Linked DNA regions of Homo sapiens: region 1 is linked to region 2. The links are chromatin contacts, found by Hi-C or POLR2A ChIA-PET in ENCODE. All regions are on one chromosome and are shown on one strand. The core of a region is the stretch at or near the end of the contact, and the rest is flanking DNA. Distances in the headings are between cores, read along the strand shown. Region 1 overlaps GRIN2D (glutamate ionotropic receptor NMDA type subunit 2D). Region 2 overlaps PLA2G4C (phospholipase A2 group IVC).

Region 1 (6,471 bases), core at 3,055-5,554, 310 kb before region 2:
CTCAAGCACCCATGCTTTACTCAAAACTCACAGGTGGCTGGGTGTGGTGGTTCACGCCTGTAATCCCAGTACTTTGGGAGGCCGAGGTGGGAGGATCACCTAAGGTCAGGAGTTCAAGACCAGCCTGGCCAACATGGTGAAACCCCATCTCTACTAAAAATACAAAATTAGCTGGGTGTCGTGGTGGGCGCCTGTAGTCCCAACTACTCAGTAGGCTGAGGCAGGAGAATTGCTTGAACCCAGGAGGTGGAGGTTGCAGTGAGCTGAGATCGTGCCACTGCACTCCAGCCTGGGTGACAGAGCAAGACTCTGTCTCAAAAAAAAAAAAAAAAAAGAACTCGCAGGTGCCTGAATCAGCGACACCCTCTCTTCCTTGTCTCCTAGGTGTCCCTGCTAGAGTTAACACCCTGCCCTGTCCATTAGACAACCTCCCATTCATGTGTCCCCTCCTCACATTCGATAACTGTGTTTAGCCCCTGGGAGCTCACCAACAATAAACCCAAATCACCATTTCATTGAGATTAGGACCAGGTGATTCAACTTTCCAGGGCCAAGTGTGAGCTGTCAGGACTGCCCCCGTCACAGCAAGGTCAGCACCCTGGACTGTCACTGCGGCAGCTGGGGACACGCCTGTCACCTCTGCTGGGCAACTTGGTGGGGCATAAATAGGACCTTGTCACTCCTCTGCAGTGTGCTGCCTGCAAGCAGGGGCCCCACGTGGTGCTTCTCAGTGTGCCCTGCAGAGACCTTGGTGCAAAGGGGAGGCCACAGGAGACACCACTGGGCGAAATAAACAGAAAACAAAACACAAAGGAAGGGATGGCTCTTCTTCCAGCCCCTCCCCTCTCCCAGGAGCTTTGCTCACACTTCAGAGAGCAAGTGGGAACTGACAAGCACTGTTGCCCTTGGCCGATGTACGCTTCTCCAGCTCAGCAATGGTCCCTCTACCCAATCCATCTCAAAGCCACCAGCCCATCTGGTGGGCAGCTCTCTAACCACACCCTGCATCTGTCTGCTGTCACCTTCCTATTGCACACCCCCACTCTGTCTCTGGCATAAACCTTGCAGTAGCATCCCCACCAGCCACTTGCTTCCACAGAGTGGGATTTTTTTCTTTGTTCTTTTTTAGAGATAGGGTCTGGCTCTGTCATCCAGGCTGGAGTGCGGTGGTGCCATCTTGGCTCACTGCAACCTCTGCCTCCTGGGTTCAAGCCATCCTTACACCTCAGCCTCCGGAGTAGCTGGGATTACACAGAGCTGGATATTTTAAAAACTTAAATCTGATTATATATCCCCACACCATCTTCTGTAGTTAAAACCCTTGTCCGGGTGCAGTGGCTCACGCCTGTAATTCCAGCATTTTGGGAGGCTGAGGTGGGCAGATCACCTGAGGTCAGGAGTTTGAGATTAGGCTGGCCACCATGGTGAAACCCCGTCTCTACTAAAAATACAAAAATTGGCCAGGCGTGGTGGTGCATGCCTGTGATCCCAGTTACTTGGCAGGCTGAGGCAGGAGAATCGCTTAAACCTGAGAGGCAGGTTGAGGTTGCAGTGAGCCGAGATGGTGCCACTGCATTCCAGCCTGGGCGACAGAGTGAGACTCTGTCTGAAAAAAAAAAAAAGAGAGAGAGAGAGAGAAGTAGAAGCTTATCTTCTGCCTCCTTCACAAGGCTGAGAGATCCTACTGGACAGGGATTTGTGTCTTCCTCATTTGCCACTGTGTTCCCAGTGTGGAGCCCACCACCTGGCACATAGTAGATGCTCAGTAAACACTGATGGTGACTTAAGTGCTTACAAGGTATTGGTACCATGCTAATTTGTTCTCTTCATCTCATACCTAGTACAGGAAAACACTTGGGTTTTGTGGGGCCTGAAGCTTGCACAATTTGGAGGGCTCTCTTTGAGAAAAAATAATTCAACCTTATGAATACAAAACCAGGTGCAGGGCTTGGAAGCTGCAGTGCAAGAGAAGGCTCCTGAGCTCAAGCTTCTTTAGCCTCTTGATGAAATGTCTTCTGGGTAGGGAAATTATTTCTTCCATCTTGTAGATTAGGAAACTGAGGTTCAGAAATGATGTCACTTCACCGAAGTTGCACAGCGGGTTCAAGTACCGATGATACCGGGAACCCAGGTTTTCTGATCCCAGGGCCCACACGGTTGGGGACGGCTACTTTGCCTAGGGCTAGCTCCCTGTCCCAGGGCCCCAGATTACCGAGGAAGGCCGAGGGGGACACCGTGCCATTGCTGCGCGCCACCATGACGCTGATGCCGGTCTCCACGAAGGGGACGGAGAAGTCCACGATCTCGGAGCGCTCCTCGTTGATGGTGAGGGAGCCGATGGCCATGTCTGCGCGCTGGTAGAACACCTGGGGTGGGGGCGATGAGGAGTGGGCGGGGGAACCCGGCTCAAGCGGACAGACTGACACGGACGGCGAGCAGAGACGGGCCCCGGGAGCAGACCAGTGACAGGGTGAGGGAAGGGGCCAAGAGGGATTGCGAGGTGGGTGAGGAGGGGGACGAAGAGTGGGGCAGGGAAGGGCGGAGGTGAGAAATGGGGAACAAGATTGGGAATTGGTAGCCCGCGTCCTACCCGGCTGCTCCCAGCAAGACCTCAAGGCCTTGGTCCAGATCTTCCCAGCCCCACCCTCTTCCCCTAGATTCTCACCCTCCTGGCCCCTCCTCCTCTGTACCAAAGTCCCTCCTCCCAGCCCCGCCCCCTTCCCCTAGGAGTCCCACCCTCCTAGCCCCGCCTCCACTGCCCCAAAGTCCCTCCTCCCAGCCCTGCCCCCTTCCCCTAGGAGTCCCACCCTCCTAGCCCCGCCTCCTCTGCTCCAAAGTCCCTCCTCCAAACCCCGCCCCTGACACCTCCTGACCCCGCCCCCTGTTCCAAGGCATGTCCCTCCCGCGACCCCGCCCCAGGCCCCAATCAGGTGTTTCCTCAATTTGGCCGCGCCCCTGCCCCAGGGTGCCGACCTCTTTTTTTTTATTATTATTTTTTGAGACTGAGTCTCACTCTGTGCCCAGGCTGGAGTGCAGTGGCGCGATCTCCGCTTACTGCAACCTCCGCCTCCCGGGTTCAAGCAATTCTCCTGCCTCAGCCTCCCGAGTAGCTGGGATTACAGGCGCCCGCCACCACGCACGGCTAATTTTTTGCATTTTAGTAGAGACGGGGTTTCACCGTTTTGCCCAAACTGGTCTCGAACCCCTGAGCTCAGGCAATTCGCCCGCCTCGGCTTCCCAAAGTGCTGGGATTACAGGCGTGAGCCACCACGCCCGGCTGTGCCCGCCTCTCGACTCCGCCCCGAAGATTCCCCGCCTCCCGTCCGCCCCCTCACCTCCCCGATCATGCCGTTCCAGACGCCATCGATCTTCTTTCCGTGCTTGCCATTGGTGACCAGGTAGAGGTCGTAGCTGAAGCCGATGGTATGCGCCAGCCGCTTCAGAATGTCGATGCAGAAACCCTTGCAGCAGCGCTTTTCCGGGCGGGGGGCATCCGGTGGAGGGCTGCGGGCAGTGACCAGGCTTGGGGAGTTTGGGGACCCCCTCCTTAGACTCTCTCATGAAGAGAGGATATGGAGGAAGGGATAGGCGGCAGCTAAAACTATGGTTAGCGCTTTCAGGGGAAACTCAGGCTCAAAGAATTCTGAGGTTTGCCTAAGGTCACCAAGCTGGAGGGCTTTGTGGGTCCTGGGTCCCAAGGGAGGAGGGGGCTGGGGGCCCAGACTACTGGGCTTCACGGGAGGCGGGTTTTGGAGCCGGAACTCCTGGATCCCGAGCTGTCACCTGTGGGTTCGGTTGAGCTGGCTCCGGCAGGGGACGGAGTCTCGGATGCAGGTGCCGCTGATAGGGTCTGCAGGCTCCACGATGACAAACGGCCTTTCCTCCAGCGTGGCCACCGTGAGGTGCTGCGTGTCGTCCACTGGCTGCAGGAAGCGACCATAGCGGGACCACAGCGGGTACTTGAGGCGGAGCGTCTGCTGCTCCCAGCTGCCCACCTTGGCCAAAGGGAAAGAGAGTCAGGCTTCCTGGGAAGACTTCCCGGTGTATCCTGGCCTCCATGATCCTCTTCCCTCAGACCTAGGTGTGTGGGCAGCAGCTTCTTCCAAGACCCAGGAGCCCCTCCCACCTTCAGATCCCAGGACCCAGGAGTCCAGGCTCCTTGTCCCCTCCTCCCTCTTAGTCCACGACCTCAAGCCCCCCCTCTGCCAGGATGCAGGAGTCCACACCCTCTGCCATGCCTGAGGTCTGGGGCTACGACTCACCACCTCCCACGTCCTGTCTCTGGTGAGGGAGATGACCACCAGGGAGGGGTTCACTAGGAAGCCGTCCTCATTGAAGGAGTAATCCCGGTTATCCCACGTGATGTTCATGAAGTACCTGCCCAGGAGGAGGGAAAGGGGACATGCTGGGGCCTGGGCTGGACCTTGGCAGCGGAAGGCAGAGAAAGTCCCCTTTCTGCAGACCAGCCCCAGCCCCCAGCTGGAATCTCTCTTCTTTTACCTCCAAGGTCTCAAAAACACGAATATACCCCTTCCCTGCTCAGCACCCTCCCCTTGGCTGCCCAGTGCCCCCCAGGATAAGGTTCCAGACTCTCTTTCAGCTTGGTGTTGAGGCCCTAGAGTCCCCTTTTCTTTCCTTCTTTTTTAAAGTAGAGATGGGGTTTCACTATTTTTCCCAGGCTGGTCTTTTTTTTTTTTTTTTTTTTTGAGACAGAGTCTTGCTCTGTCTCCCAGGCTGGAGTGCAGTGGTATGATCTTGGCTCACTGCCACCTCCACTTCCTGGGTTCAAGTGATTCTCCTGCCTCAGCCTCCCAAGTAGCTGGGATTATAGACATGCACCACCATGCTTGGCTAATATTTTGTTTGTTTTTGTTTTTGTTTTGTTTTTTGAGACAGAGTCTTGCTCTGTCACCCAGGCTGGAGTGCAGTGGCATGATCTTCGCTCACTGCAACCTCCGCCTCCTGGTTCAAGCAATCCTCCTGCCTCAGCCTCCTGAGTAGCTGGGATTGCAGGTGTTCACCACCATGTCCAGCTAATTTTTGTATTTTTAGTAGAGATGGGGTTTCACCATGTTGGCCAGACTGGTCTAGAACTCCTGACCTCAGCCTCAGTGATCCACCTGCCTCAGCCTCCCAAAGTGTTGGGATTACAGGCATGAGCCACCATGCCCTCTTTCTTTTTTTTTTTTTTTAATGTGTGGTTTTTTTGTTTGTTTTTGTTTTTGTTTTTTGAGACAGAGTCTTGCTCTTGTTGCCCAGGCTGGAGTGCAATGGTATGGTCTCGGCTCACTGCAACCTCCGCCTCCCGGGTTCAAGCAATTCTCCTGCCTCAGCCTCCTGAGTAGCTGGGATTGCAGGTGTTCACCACCATGTCCAGCTAATTTTTGTATTTTTAGTAGAGATGGGGTTTCACCATGTTGGCCAGACTGGTCTAGAACTCCTGACCTCAGCCTCAGTGATCCACCTGCCTCAGCCTCCCAAAGTGTTGGGATTACAGGCATGAGCCACCATGCCCTCCTCTTTCTTTTTTTTTTTTTTTTAATGTGTGGTTTTTTGTTTGTTTTTGTTTTTGTTTCTTGAGACAGAGTTTTGCTCTTGTTGCCCAGGCTGGAGTGCAATGGTGTGGTCTCAGCTCACTGCAACCTCCGCCTCCCGGGTTCAAGCAATTCTCCTGCCTCAGCCTCCCGAGTAGCTGGGATTACAGGCGCCCACGACCATGCCCGGCTAATTTTTTGTATTTTTAGTAGAGACAGGGTTTCACCATGTTGACCAGGGTGGTCTCGAACTCATGACCTCAGGTGATCCGCCCGCCTCAGCCTCCCAAAGGGCTGGGATTACAAGCGTGAGCCACCGCGCCTGGCCTGGCCCGCCTCTTTCTTTCTCTCTCTTTCTTTCTTTCTTTCTTTCTTTCTTTCTTTCTTTCTTTCTTTCTTTCTTTCTTTCTTTTCTTTCTCTTTCTTTCTTTCTTTTCTTTCTCTTTCTTCTTTTCTTTTTTTTAAATTTTTATGTATGTATGTATGTATTTATTTATTTATTTTTGAGACAGAGTCTCGCTCTGTCGCCCAGGCTGGAGTGTAGTGGTGCGATCTTGGCTCACTGCAAGCTCCACCTCCCAGGTTCACGCCATTCTCCTGCCTCAGCCTCACAAGTAACTGGGACTACAGGCACCTGCCACCACACCCAGCTAATTTTTTGTATTTTTTTTAGTAGAGACGGGGTTTCACCGTGTTAGCCAGGATGGTCTTGATCTCCTGACCTTGTGATCCGCCTGCCTCGGCCTTCCAAAGTGCTGGGATTACAGGCATGAGCCACCACGCCCAGCCTCTTTTTTTTTTTAAGTAGAGATAGGGTCTCACTACTTTTCCCAGGCTGGTCTTGAACTCCTGAGTTCAAGTGATCCTCCCACCTCAACCTCCCAACATAGTGGGATTACAGGTGTGAATCACTGTGCCAGGCCCCTAGAGTCTGTTT
Region 2 (5,934 bases), core at 349-2,848:
AATGAGAGAAAGCTAACATGACTGACCATCTTGTTTCTAACCTCACAGGCTAGATTTTTTTTTCTTATTCTAGTGCAGAGGCCAAAATTACCATGAGAGGAATTTAATTCATAGTTAAACTTTGAGACAAAGAAAACTGACCCCCAGTCCTTGTTGAGAGATTGAAGCCACATTCATTTACTTTTTATTTATTTATTTAGTTTTGAGACAGAGTTTCACTCTTGTTGCCCAGACTGGAGTGCAATGGCATGATCTCTGCTCACTGGCACCTCCACCTCCTGAGTTCAAGTGATTCTCCTCCCTCAGCCTCCTGAGTAGCTGGGATTACAGGCGCCCGCCATCATGCCCAGGTGACTTTTGTACTTTTAGTAGAGATAAGGTTTCACCATGTTGGCCAGGCTGGTCTCCAACTCCTGACCTCAAGTGATCCTCCCACCTCGGCCTCTTAAGGTGCTGGGATTACAGCCATGAGCCACTGTGCCTGGCCTGAAGTCACATTCATAAGACAAGGTTAGAATCATGAAGGTGCTGGAACTTTGCTAAAGAACAGTCGTGGGTTGAAGAATGACCTGCCATCCCTTAGCTTCCTTTTCTATATGTGCTCCAGAGTCACGTAACCAGGGGTCGCATGATTTATAACTTCCCCAGCTACTTCTATAAATAATATCACTGTCGTGAAACACAGAACTCAGCTTTTTAGTGGGGTGTGGTAGCTAACACCTGTAATCCCCACTTCTTGGGAGGCTGAGGCAGGAGGATTGCATGAGCCCGGGAGAATGAGACCAGCCTGGGCAACATAGTGAGACCTCAATCTCTACAAAAAAATTAAAACTTTGCCAGACGTGGTGGTGCATGCCTGTAGTCCCAGCAACCCAGGAGGCCAAGGCAGGAGGATTGCTTGAGCCCAAGAGTTGGAGGCTGCAGTGAGCTATGATTGCGCCACTGTAGGGACCAGCCCTGCAGGGTCTGTGGGTCTTTCTCCCCATGTGCGGAGACGAGAGATCGTAGAAATAAAAACACAAGACAAAGAGATAGAAGAAAAGACAGCTGGGCCTGGGGGACCACTACCACCAAGACGCAGAGACCGATAGTGGCCCCAAATGCCTGGCTGCGCTGTTATTTATTGGATAATAAGGGGCAGAGTAAGGAGTGTGAGTCATCTCCAATGATTGATAAGGTCATGTGAGTCACGTGTCCACTGGACAGGGAGCCCTTCTATGTTAGGTAGCCAAGGCGTAGAGAGAGAGGATAGCTTATGTCATTATTTCTTTTATGTTCTTTTCAGAAAGATCAAAGACTTTAATATTTTAATACTTTCACTAATTCTGCTACTGCTATCTAGAGGGTGCAGCCAGGTATACAGAGTGGAACAGGAAAGTGAAACAGGAGTGTGACCACTGAAGCACAGCATCACAGGGAGATGGTCAGGCCTCTGGATAACTGCGGGCGGGCCTGACATCACTCAGGCCCTCCACAGGAGGCGGTGGAGCAGAGTCTTCCCTAACTCCCCCGGGGAAAGGGAGACTCCCTTTCCTGGTCTCTAGGCACTGACGCAACCGCTAGACCAAGGTCCGCTAGGCAATGGGCATCTTCCCAGACGCTGGCGTTACCCCAAGACCAAGGGGCCCTCTAGTGGCCCTATTCGGGCATGACAGAGGGCTCACACTTGTCTTCTGGTCACTCTTGACCTCAAGTGATCTGACTGCCTCGGCCTCCCAAAGTGCTGGGATTACAGGCATGAGCCACTGCTCCTGGCAATAATGTTTCGTTTTGTTTTTGTTTTAAAAAAAAGAAATTGTCTTTGAGATAGTTTTCAGAGTGAGCATTTTGGCAGACCAAGAGCTACCACCTGGTCCTGAGACCCGCTCCCAGGAACTGACTCAGCTATACAAAGATAGTTTTGGACACACCTGTGATTTCATCCATAGCCGATCAATTGTTCCCTCAGCCCCTTGCCCACCAAAGTTTCCTTAAAAAACCCTAGTCTCAGGTCGGACGCGGTGGCTCGTGCCTGTAATCCCAGCACTTTGGGAGGCCAAGGCGGGTGGATCACCTGAGGTCGGGAGTTCAAGCCCAGCCTGGCCAACATGGAGAAACCCCATCTCTACTAAAAATACAAAAATTAGCCGGGCATGGTGGTGCATGCCTGTAATCCCAGATACTCAGGAGGCTGAGGCAGGAGAATCGCTTGAACCCGGGAGGCGGAGGATGCAGTGAGCCGAGATCATGCCAATGCACTCCAGCCTGGTCAACAAGAGGGAAACTTCATCTAAAGAGAGAGAGACAGACAGAGACAGAGACAGAGGCAGAGAAAGAGAAAGAGCGAGGAAAAACCCTAGCCTCCAAATTTTCAGAGAGACGCGCTTGAAATATTTCTCCCATTCTCCTCGCTTGGCCGCCCCTGAGATTATTAAACTCTCTCTCTTTGCTGCAACACCTGCTGTTCGCATTGGTTTTGTCTGGGCAGTGGACAAGGAGAACCCATGAGCCCGTGACAGTCCCAGCCCTCCCCCACTGTCTTTGCTAAGCCCAACAGTGGGCACAGGACTAAGAAGAGCCATTTCTTTGGCAGGAGGACTGAGAATTTTCTGACCGCAGTGCACCATGGGAAGGTAAGTCCTCTTAGAGCTGACCACTATGGGGAAGCAGAGCATTTGTGTAATGGAATGCATAGTGAGTGTCAAGAGGTGAGGGCTGTGACAGTTCCTCTCGCTTGGTGGAGATAGATGGAAAGAGCTGAAGGTTGGGCATGGTGGCCCATGCCTGTAACCCCAGCACTTTTGGTGGCCGAGGCAAGAAGATCTCTTGAGCCCCAGAGTTCGAGACTAGCCTGGGCAACATGGTGAAACCCTATCTCTACAATAAAAGAAAATATTTTTAAAAATTAGCCAAGCATAGTGGTACACACCTGTAGTCCAAGCTACTTAGGAGGCTGAGACATGAGGATCACTTGAGTCCCGGTGTTCAAGGCTGCAGTAAGCTATGATTGCACCACCGCACTGGTGGTGGGCAACAGAGCAAGACCCTGTCTTATTGTTGAACCGGGGAGGTGGAGGTTGCAGTGAACTGAGATTGCGCCACTGCACTCCAGCCTGGGCAACAGAGCGAGACTCTGTCTCAAAAAAGAGAGAGAGAAAGAGAAAGAAAGAAAGAAAGAAAGAAAGAAAGAAAGAAAGAAAGAAAGAAGGGAGGGAGGGAGGGAGGGAGGGAGGGAGGGAGGGAGGGAGGGAGGGAGGGAGGGAGGGAAAGAAGGAGGGAAGGAAGGAAGGAGGAAGGAAGGAAGGATGGAAGGAAGGGAGGGAGGGAGGGAGGGGAGGGAAGGGGAGGGAGGGAGGGAGGGAGGGAGGTATGTCACCATGTTGGCCAGGCTGGTCTTGAACTCCTGGGCTCAAGTGATCCACCCACCTCACCCTCCCAAAGTGCTGGGATTACAGGTGTGAGCCACCGCGTCTGGCCCCAAAATTAACCATTTTGAAAAGTGAATAATTGACTGGCATTCAATGCATTCACAGTGTTGTACAACCATCACCTCTATCTAGTTTCAGAATATTTTCCTCACCCCAAAAGGAAACCATGTACCCGTGGGCTGGTGGCTACCTGCTTGGACAGCCCAGTTCTAGGTCAAATTCTGTGTTTTATCCCTTTTCCCTGTGAATTTTCTGGACTTCTTTGTGTTTTCTCCTGGGAAGCTCTGAAGTTTCCATAATTCCTGGGCTCCAGAAAGAAGAAAAGGCGGCCGTGGAGAGACGAAGACTTCATGTGCTGAAAGCTCTGAAGAAGCTAAGGATTGAGGCTGATGAGGTAAGTGAGGGGAGGAGGGTGGCCCCAGAGATCCCAGAATCGCCCCCTCTGTGCCCAGTGTCCAGGGCCCAACTCAGCCAGGGAGAGCTGGACCGAAGGATATGAACTTCTATGGGATAGAAATAGAAGGATATGAACTTCTATGGGACAGGCATTGCCCCTGCCTAAGGGAGATCCTAGGTCTCCTCCTTCTCCTCCTCCTCCTTTCTTTTTCTTTTCTTTTCTTTCTTTTTTTTTTTTTTTTTTTTTTGAGACAACGTCTCGCTCTGTCACCCAGGCTGGAATGCAGTGGCATGATCTTGGCTCACTGCAACCTCCACCTCCCAGGTTCAAGCTATTCCCCTGCATCAGCCTGCTGAGCAGCTGGGATTACAGGTGTGTGCCACCACACCCAGCTAATTTTTGTATTTTTAGTAGAGATGGGGTTTTACCACATTGACCAGGTTGGTCTTGAACTCCTGACCTCAAGTGATCCACCTGCCTCGGCCTCCCAATGTGCTGGGATTACAGGCGTGAGCCACGGTGCCCGGCCCCAGGTACCCTTCTTCTTGTTCCCACCTCCATCCTCAGGCTCTAAACCTCTGATCGATTTTCTCCCCAATGCCTAGGCCCCAGTTGTTGCTGTGCTGGGCTCAGGCGGAGGACTGCGGGCTCACATTGCCTGCCTTGGGGTCCTGAGTGAGATGAAAGAACAGGGCCTGTTGGATGCCGTCACGTACCTCGCAGGGGTCTCTGGATCCACTTGGTAAGCATCACTCATGTTTCAGATTGCTTTCTGACACATAAATGGGATTATTTTTTTCCTCCTGACACCAAATGTGTGTGGTTTTTTCCAACGCTGCTTCTCGAGCTCTCTGGTACTAGCTGGGTGTCCTACAATTCTGAGCAATTCTGACGCTGGCTACCTGGAGTTCACATCAGATTCCACAGGTGAAAGGGGCTCAGTCCCAAAAAACTGCTCCCACTTCAGACACGAGTTGCAATTACCTAGCCGCTGGTGCTTCTGACCGACTGGCAATAGTTTGGGGTTTCCCACAGCTTCCGCCTCATGTTCAATAATTTACTGGAATAGCTCACAGAACTCAGGAACACACTTTACTTACAATTGCTGGTGTATTACAAAAGATGGGCCAGGTGTGGTGGCTCACGCCTGTAATCCCAGAACTTTGGGAGGCTGAGGCAGGAAGATCGCTTGAGTCTAGGAGTTTGAGACCCAGGCGGGGCAACATAGCAAGACCCCATCTCTACAAAAAGTGAAAAAATTAGCCAGGCGTGGTGGTGCATGCCTATGGTCCCAGCTACTCAGGAAGTTGAGGCAGGAGGATTGCTTTAGCCTGGGAGGCTGAGGCTGCATTGAGCTACAATCACACCACTGCACACCAGCCTGGGTGACAGAGAGACCCTGTCTCAAAAAAAAAATTTTTTTTTTCTAAAAAAGAAAATTCCAAGGGTTTTAGGAACTCTGCACCAGGAAGCAGGGGAAAACACCAAGTATCTTTCTTTGCTACACAAAGCCATGGACAAAGCATAATAATACTACCTTCTGACATTAAAGGAGGATTTACATGTTCAGGTGCACTTTTCACACTGCAGGTGGATAGAATACAGCCCTTTTAACTTATCAGCCTCTATGATAAAGTATTGCATTAATCCGTGTAGGACTGTCTCATTCAGGAGGCCCCAGATGGCAGGTATGAAACACTCATGTCTGCATGTTTGTTGCCAAGCCCAGGGCAGACATGACTAATCGATCTTGGCACATTTTCAGAGCAGGAGGTAAGGCTAGGCAGAGCAGCAGAGGCTCGAGTGTGAGATAGGCAGGGCAGAGGCATGAATGTTGAGCCTGGCTGGCCTGATTTGTTTTCATTTCTGTGCTCAAAGTTTGATCTGGAGCTGGGTTCTGAGCTGGATGTGGAGGATGAGGTTCCTGGAGGCGACAGCATGAAGAGCAGAGCTGCAGAGCTTGGGAGTGGGAAAGGTCCTGCAGAGTCACACCGGACCCCTCTATTCCTCCAAGGCTCATCTAACATGTTGAGTGACATGGCGTGGGGGTTTAGCTGTACTGCACATTGCAGAACTCCAGGGGGCGCTATTGAGATAGGAACCCCATGATTTCTTCTGGAATCTTTCCGA

The links. Hi-C counts contacts between places; a loop is a spot of excess contacts on that map. ChIA-PET counts read pairs that join two places held with the same protein, here RNA polymerase II (POLR2A). Pooled maps may share reads with other maps.
Region 1: a pooled map shows a loop between it and region 2 (4-fold over the local background). The contact joins two enhancer-like sites. A Hi-C loop is called at or near these places in 1 of 50 pooled maps. POLR2A ChIA-PET finds 5 or more read pairs at or near these places in 2 of 52 experiments (HEK293 and activated CD4-positive, alpha-beta T cell).

What each region holds. Positions count from the first base shown.
Region 1 is chr19:48,411,897-48,418,367 of GRCh38, reverse strand. GRIN2D (glutamate ionotropic receptor NMDA type subunit 2D) reads right to left here. Exons shown (of 14, transcript NM_000836.4): 5 at 4,263-4,377; 6 at 3,784-3,995; 7 at 3,336-3,504; 8 at 2,213-2,366. Among named protein-coding and RNA genes, the nearest start is that of GRIN2D, 21 kb to the right of the region's middle. RefSeq lists enhancers at 3,414-3,553, 3,259-3,980. Within about 2 kb of position 4,304, at least 4 of the 41 ENCODE cell types and tissues checked have a DNase peak (open chromatin) inside an H3K27ac peak, as active enhancers do.
Region 2 is chr19:48,103,200-48,109,133 of GRCh38, reverse strand. PLA2G4C (phospholipase A2 group IVC) reads left to right here. Exons shown (of 17, transcript NM_003706.3): 2 at 2,573-2,612; 3 at 3,690-3,801; 4 at 4,410-4,546. The coding sequence starts at 2,605. Among named protein-coding and RNA genes, the nearest start is that of PLA2G4C, 4.6 kb to the left of the region's middle. Within about 2 kb of position 1,598, at least 12 of the 41 ENCODE cell types and tissues checked have a DNase peak (open chromatin) inside an H3K27ac peak, as active enhancers do.